3 separate regions of the Homo sapiens genome follow, and regions 2 and 3 are each linked to region 1. A link is a loop called in an ENCODE intact Hi-C map of the cell type or tissue named here. Cell type or tissue: ascending aorta. All regions are shown on one strand.

What was found. A loop is a pair of places that touch in the nucleus more often than their neighbours do. Peaks named below come from ENCODE experiments on the same cell type or tissue, not always from the same donor. Only the 100,000 strongest peaks of a DNase experiment are listed, where the experiment ranks them.
Region 2: a loop joins it to region 1, with 4 times the contacts of the local background. A loop is called at or near these places in 2 of 110 quality-filtered maps.
Region 3: it touches region 1 in a loop (2.6-fold over the local background); 2 of 110 quality-filtered maps call a loop at or near these places.

The regions. Positions count from the first base shown.
Region 1 is chr11:44,031,462-44,033,961 of GRCh38, forward strand. It overlaps a transcript of ACCSL not described here. Among named protein-coding and RNA genes, the nearest start is that of ACCSL, 15 kb to the right of the region's middle. In ascending aorta, no CTCF peak of the experiment used is centred here; DNase peaks (open chromatin) are centred at 950 and 1,429; H3K4me3 peaks cover 677 bases; H3K27ac peaks cover 2,500 bases.
Region 2 is chr11:43,686,362-43,688,861 of GRCh38, forward strand. The region is part of intron 1 of HSD17B12 (hydroxysteroid 17-beta dehydrogenase 12); the gene reads left to right. Among named protein-coding and RNA genes, the nearest start is that of HSD17B12, 6.9 kb to the left of the region's middle. In ascending aorta, no CTCF peak of the experiment used is centred here; a DNase peak (open chromatin) is centred at 1,180; H3K27ac peaks cover 1,514 bases.
Region 3 is chr11:43,961,877-43,964,376 of GRCh38, forward strand. It overlaps a transcript of ACCSL not described here. Among named protein-coding and RNA genes, the nearest start is that of C11orf96, 20 kb to the left of the region's middle. In ascending aorta, no CTCF peak of the experiment used is centred here; a DNase peak (open chromatin) is centred at 1,485; H3K4me3 peaks cover 909 bases; H3K27ac peaks cover 1,844 bases.

The DNA of each region.
Region 1 (2,500 bases):
AAGGAAAGCATCAAGACAGAGGCTCCATGGGCTTGAATCTTAGCTTTCCCACTGGGTGGGATTAGAAATGCAATATATTTATTGGAGGAAACACCTGCAATGGATGAAAGAGAGGGAGCAGGAGGAGGTGGGAGGGCCTTCAGACTGTGTGACCCAGGGAGAGAAGACAGAAGGATGGGGATTGAGGTAGGAAGAGTCTTGCACTGCCACACACTTCCAAGAAAGGTTGAGTCAGGCTGATGGGGAGTCTTTGAGCCAAAGTAGACTGATGGAGGAATTCACGTCTCCTAGGAAGAGGCTTGTGCTAGTACCTTGGCTGTGCTCATTTATTGGCTGGGGGCAGCCCTGGAGAAGACACAGCCTTAGTGTGGATGGTGGCGGATGCAGGTGGACAGTCGCGGGGGCTGTCAGTCAATTAAACTCCCTCCAGCAGGAGATCCAAGGTGCATGTTTCACGGCCACCACATTCACTTACTCAGGGGCAATCTTGGGAAATTCCCTCAAGCTCTCTGAATCTCAGAGTCAGCATCGGTGAAATGGGACTGATTATCATAGTATCTGGGTCTGAGGGTTTTATTTCAAATTTCTATTGCTGTGTGACAAACTGTCCTCATACTTAGCGGCTTAAGACTACAATAATGTATTATTTCTCACAATTCTGTTGCTGAATGGGACTCAGTTAGGGGTCCTTCTGCTTCACATGGCATTGCCAAGGTTGCTTATGTGGCTGCAATCTAATGGGTGCTTTGCTGGGGCTGGGATATGCAAGATGCCTCACCTTCCAGGGTCTCTCTCTACATGTCCTCTCGTCACTCTGCAGTCTGAGCTGCTCTGCAGCATGGCACTGGCTTCTGGACCACCCACTGCACTTGTCAAGCTCTGCTTGCATGGCTCTTGTTCATGTCTCGCTGACTGAAGCACGTCACATGGCCAAATCCAGAGTCCATGTGCAAGGGCGTGAATACCAGAAGGCATTATTCACTGTGGGTCAGCAATGGTCCAGGCAGCTGCAGGGTGCGGGGAGGAGGATGAAATAACATTGCCAAGTGCTCAGCACAGTGTCTGGGGTGCCTCAATGCGCCCAATAACCTGGGGCTGGGGCATGATGAAATTGCTCTCTGGAAGGCTTGAGGCATTAAATAAGCACTCCTAGCTCTGGGAAAACATAGCAGAGTGGACTGGAGTGGGGAGCGGGCGGATACGTGGGCATTGTCCCCGCTCAAGAATTCCTACGAAGAAGGGAAGTGGTGAAGACCAGCTCTGCAGGTCCAGGTTTGAGGGAGACCTAGGTCAACAGAAGCCCAGTAGGTCAGAATGGGCCTTTCAGAATCAAGGAAAAGCCCTCCTGCCAAGAATTTTCCCAGTGGGAAGGAACTCACAAATGTGGTATGACTGGGAGGAAAAGTCCCACAGAAACTCTCAGCTCATCATCTCTGAGAGGCTCCCCCGAGGGAGACGCGGGTGGAGACTTCTCTACAGAGCTCAAGCCTCCCTGGCGACAGTGGGAGGAGTCGGCAGGAACTCCCTCCAAAATGTTTCTTGTATCAGCCTCAGTCTCAGAAGACTGGTGAGTGCACAGTGGAGTAAGGCTCAACAAAAGTTAATAATGAAAGAATGAAAGTTTAAATGGTCAGGTGGACGAACAGTCGGGTTTGGTGGATGGCAGGATGGAACTTGGAAGGAAGAGGCTCAAATTTATATTTGTTATTTCACATAACCTCTCCAGCCCTCCTCCCTGACCTTCCTTCACAGAGGAGAAACTGAAGCCCAGAGATGCTTAGTAACTCACCCATGGCCACGTAGTTTGCCTGGCCACGTGGTCTGTAAGTGGCTGAGCTGGGACTTGAACTTGCGGCATGAACCCTGGGCTCTTGACAAAAACTCCGTATCAGACCACAACACACCATACCATACCTCTTGAAGAGAAAGGAACTTCTTAGGGAATCCTGGCAAACAGGCCCAGAAAATGAGCAGATGAATTCAGTGCCTGCCAAAGCCAGATAGCAACCCCTTCCCAGCCAGGGAACCAGGCCATTGACACGGCCACCACTGTTGTCTCCAGCCTCCTCACCCCCAGCATGCCCAGGGCTGAGGTCATTTGATCTCCCCCACAGCACCAGAGTTCTTAAAGGGGGCCCCTCGGATTTGAAATGTGGGTGACAGTGGTAGATAGTGTCAATGGAAAATGAAACAAAACCCTTTTCTTTGTGTCCCAAGCAGGATACCAAGTCCTGGGCAGGGGGAGAAATGGGTCACTGGAACAAAATCCTCTTTGACAGCTGAAGCAGGAAGACCTTGTTTGGGGGGAGAGTAAACAGAAAGGGCCCAGAAAAGACTGACTTCACTGAGCCGCAGCTCTGGCAAGGAAAACAGCTTATTCATATTTGAAGAGGTATTGGATGCTGGTGGCATCCTAAGTGCTGGAAGGAAGGGAGACACTGCCATCAAAATACATCTAAGCAAAGTAATGAGATGCAGGAGCCCGAGAAAGAAGACATTG
Region 2 (2,500 bases), 350 kb before region 1:
TGGAAAAAGTTCTGCAGATTAAAGTTGGCAGGGCAACTTTCAAGTACTAGTGCTGGAGTCTACATAAGAGGAAACAGATGCAACTGAAGATTGGACCTAAAAGCATACCTTTATTTGATTTGGAGGAAAAACCAAAGAGGGAGGTTTCCTGGGATTACAGATCCTGAGTTTACATTCCCTGAATATCTTTTTCCCTCACTCCCCTCCCGACTAGCCCCCATTGCTCCCACCCTGTTTTTTTTTTTTTTTTTCCTGTTCTTTCTTTCTGTGCAACACTAACTTTCCTATTTAGAGGTCAAACTTGAACTTGGAGACCCAAACCTAGACTTGAATTCTAGCTTCCCTACAGATTTCATAGGCTTATTGTGAAGGGTAAATGAGAATACTTATTCTCTGTAAAACAGATAGTACATAAGTGCTTGATAACTTGTTATTATTATAGTATTATTAGCCTTAGTAGCACTGTGCTCTGATTACCTGAGCTAATTGCCAGGGTAGGGTTTAGAAGAAAGAGTTGATATCTGGGTGACTACATTGTCAGATAACTGAGATTACCATTGCTACTTGCAACTGAGAGTGTTGAGCTTTAAAACTAATTTTTTGTTGTTGTTGGTTTTGGTTGGTTGAATTGAGGATAATTTATTTCTTTCAGTTTCAGAAAAATTTGTCAGATTTACATAACAAAATTTATAAGTTTAGAATGCATGGGTAAACGGATTTGAATAGATCAGTTTCAGTGCCATTAAAAGCTATTTGTAGATAAGGATAAGTTAAATGTATATTTTAAAAACAGTGCATCCTTTATTTCATTTCCCTTCTTGTCACTCTTAGCAAAACAACATGTAGCAATTCATATGCATGTCATCTGGGATGGATTGAGATTAAGGTTAGGGAGGCAGGGTGAGCAAAGCCCTCACTGGGCTTGGTGGAGAGTATGACATAACACTATTCATTTGCCCATTTATCCACCACAAATACTGTTGAGTGCTAACTATAGACCTTATAATAGTCCAATGGGATGACAAACAGTAACAAAATGAATAAACTGTGCTATGGTAAGTGGTGAGAACAGGAAGTATTTGGTCCTATGAGAATTTGTGAGGGAAAGTTCTAGAGCTGTGCTGGGGAAGCAGTGCCTCAGCTGAGATCTGGCGGTTGAGTGTAAGTGAGCAAGCTGGAGTGACAGGAAGGGCAGAGGGAAGAATGTTCTTGGCAGAAGGAAAAGCAGTTGCTAAATTCCTAGGGCAGGAAAGGGCAGGGCCCTCATGAAACGAGGGCTGAGTGACGAGCCAGGAAAGCTCAGATATGAGTGCCATGGAACTGGAGAGGCAAGAAGGGCAATGAGCAGGGCCTTCAGCCTTTATCCTGGAGCAGTGGAAAGCAGTTGAGGTGATTTTAAGCAGAAGGGTAACACTGTTGTGTTTGCAACTGTAAGCCGAATTTCTTGTTTCTATGACTTCCCTAGAGTTATTGCCGGCCCTCTTTGGGAAAACATTGTTACACAGAGATAGATCAGTCTAGGTATTCAGATAAACTCAGTTAAAATTGCCTTTTTTAAAATGTCAATTGGCTGGGCGCAGTGGCTCATGCCTGTAATTCCAACACTTTGGGAGGCTGAAGTGGGCGGATCACTTGAGGCCAGGAGTTTCAGACCAGCCTGGCCAACATGGCAAAACCACATCTCTACTAAAAATACAAAAATTAGCCAAGTGTGGTGGTATGCACCTGTAGTCCCCGCTACTCGGGAGGCTGAGGCACCAGAATAGCTTGAACCCAGGAGGCGGAGGTTGCAGTGAGCCGAGATTGCACCACTGCGCTCCAGAGTGGGCAACTGAGCAACACTCTGTCTCAAAAAAAAAAAAAATTTAATGAATACAATAAAATGGGAATTTATGCTTTTTGTAAGGGATGCTACTTTTGTGCACTTCTTAGTTATCATCTCTCAGAGACCATTTCTGTCTGGGGGAAAAGTCTGATCACTGTGGTATGGGAAGTTCTTCTCTTACAGGGACTGAGTGATGGGGTTATTGAAACACTGAAACTAGGTTATTGCGTTGTCATGGTAACTCCATAATACCATGGTGTGGTAGTTGAGAAGCTTGCCACAAATCTGTATCAGAAAGAACGCTTTGTTTTATTTGTCGATTTTTGTCTACAAAACAATGCGTTTGCCCTATCTCTAACTGGCAATTCCAGGAAAACTATCCAGTTTCTGGAAAGTTATCTTTGCCACCATTTAGTGAAGTTATTTCCATTTAAATAACCTAGTCATTGTGGAAGAGAGGAAGGGCTAGACAGTTTAAGAACTTGAACAATTGGTGCCTCTCAAGAGTATTACATTGGGAAACAGTATAGCTAACAAACAGATTGGCTTTGGAGTCAGTGGGCAAGCTGTGCTGTTACTAAGCTGGTTGACCTTAGGCAAAAATAGTTAACCTCTGAGCATAACTTCTTTCATTTTTTAGGGGGATGATACTTTTCGGGATTATTATGACAATTA
Region 3 (2,500 bases), 70 kb before region 1:
CTTTATTTACATAGGGCGTACCCCAAGTAGAGGGTATTTAAACTCACTAGAACTCTGTAACAGGGCCTTTGAGCCCCTATGCTCAGGGCTGCTCCCACACTGTGGAGTGTACTTTCTTTTTCAATAAGTTCTTTCATCCCTTCTTACTTTGTGCATTTTGTCCCATTCTTTGTTCAAGATGCCCAGAACATGGACACCTTCCACCTGTAACATCTCTCCCCCTCCCTCTCTCCCTCCCTCTCTGTCATTCTCTGAGTCAACAATCTTTGCCCTAAGAAATATAAAAATTGGTACTAAGAGTGAGGCGCTGCCATAATGGAAACCTAGTTGTCAGGCAGCAGGCAGCAGGAGGACAGATATCATAGGCTGGAAATCTACGGACTCTTGGACAAATAATAGGTGAAATTCTCTCCTGCAATAGCCAGAAAGGGAGATCTTGTACCTTCCAAGGCTGTAAGTAAAAGAGAATTTGGGAAGAGCTGAAAGGTTAGTGAGTATTGGCTGTTCCTTGTTCCTTTTAGGAAGGTATGCAAAGAAAAGAGATGACGTTCGCAAGGACTGGCCAGATTTCAAACAGAGATGAAAGGAAAAGGCAAGTGTCTAGAGCAGCAGGGGCTTCTGTAACCCAAACAGCAGAACAGACAGCTGTGGCTCCGAGTCTTTCTCAAACACTATCCAATTAAGCAAAACATCTATCCAAAGGATCCAGCCCCAAGGCAAAGATTAGACTAAGGGCATTGCTTCTCTTTTACGCCTATTATTCAACATTTCTCAAAATAGCTGTCGTTAATGCAAGGAAAAAAGGCGTGGCTAAACCAGGAAGCAAAGAAATGAAGCAGGCTTGAGAAATATGTAAGAAAATAGCATCCTGGCTCATGAAATGACTGGAAGCAAATAGACTTGAAAGCTAATAAATCTTTCTGGGAATTGTTTTTTCCAGAGAAACCGTAAAAGCCTGTAACTGCTTAGCGTCACCAGATAGCCCTCAAGGAAGATGCATTTTCTGACACCCACTTCAGATGAGGATAATAGACAAGGGAGAATTATCCTGGCAGGGGAAGATGTTCTGCCTGCTCCGGTTTTGCCCAGGGACCACTCTGTATTGCCTGTGTTCTCTCTTCTGATCGGGGGTATCTATTGTGGCTTTCCTTTCCATATTCCTCCATTGTCTATTTGGCAAATGGGTGGGACAAATGAATTGTCTTTTAGCTTGAACACATCTGAGCCTGTGGAGAGGTCTATGCATCAGATACACAGGGCACAGTAACTGGATGGACGTTGGTTTGTGCCCCATGGAGAAGGGTTGAGTGTGTTCTATTCATAGTGAAATAAGCACGCCTAGCTATGTCGTGGCTGGAGGGATGGGCTATGGCAGAGATTAATAGTGATCCCCTAAAATCTGTTCTCTCCCTTTTTCACGGCATGAAGCTAGACAATTGACAGCCCACCCAACTCTGTGCCTTGGGTTTACCCAGTGACAAGCTTTCTCCAGTTATATGTGAGTGCAAGTAATATTTGTCACTCTGGATCCAGGCCCAAGATCGTGGGCATGCCAGCTCACAATCTCTTCTCCCTTCTCTCAGAGGGAGCAACTTGGATATGGTGGTAACTTGGCTTCTACAGAGCAGATGATAACATGGCCCCAGAGGATGTTAAAACTTGGGTCTCTGAACTACTGAATGAAGCAAAGCTGTCTGCTCTTCTGAATTGTTACAAGAGAGAAAGATAGAGTTGTGTTTTCTCTCAGGCATTGTGGTGTATGTCTCTTGTGCTACAGCAGAACTGCCTCACCCTAACTACGTATTATTCTTGCTTTACTGTTCCTGTGATCCCCCATGCGAAGTGAATTCAAGTATCTTACCATATATATGCTTTTATTTTCCCTGCATTGCTATAATGAATGCCTGGTGAATGTGACAACTAGGTTATCTGTTGCATAGATATTTATAATAGCTATACCTGCATTTAATTTGAGTGACACTATGATATATTACATAACTCCTTGCCAATGTACTTAATGCTTTTTGGCCAGAATTGTATCTTGTTGGATAATCAAATCATGACATTTATTTTTTTATTTGCCTGGTATGCCATTGCTCATCTTTTACTTTCCAACCTCTTGAGTTTGCATTAGGTGTGTCTCCTGCACACAGTATAGAGTTGGATTTTATTTTGAGATTTAATCTGAAAATATTAAAAAAAAAACAATTAATTATAGATATATAACAAGTAAAGAGGTTGAATCAGTAATAGAAAACTTCCCGTGAAAGAAAAGCCTAGGGCTGTGGCCAGGCGCGGTGGCTCATGCCTGTAATCCCAGCACTTTGGGAGCTGAGGTGGGCGGATCATGAGGTCAAGAGATCGAGACCATCCTGGCTAACACGGTGAAACCCCGTCTCTACTAAAAATACAAAAAATTAGCCAGTGGTGGGCACCTGTAGTCCCAGCTACTCAGGAGGGTGAGGCAGGAGAATCACTTGAACCTGGGAGGCAGAGGTGG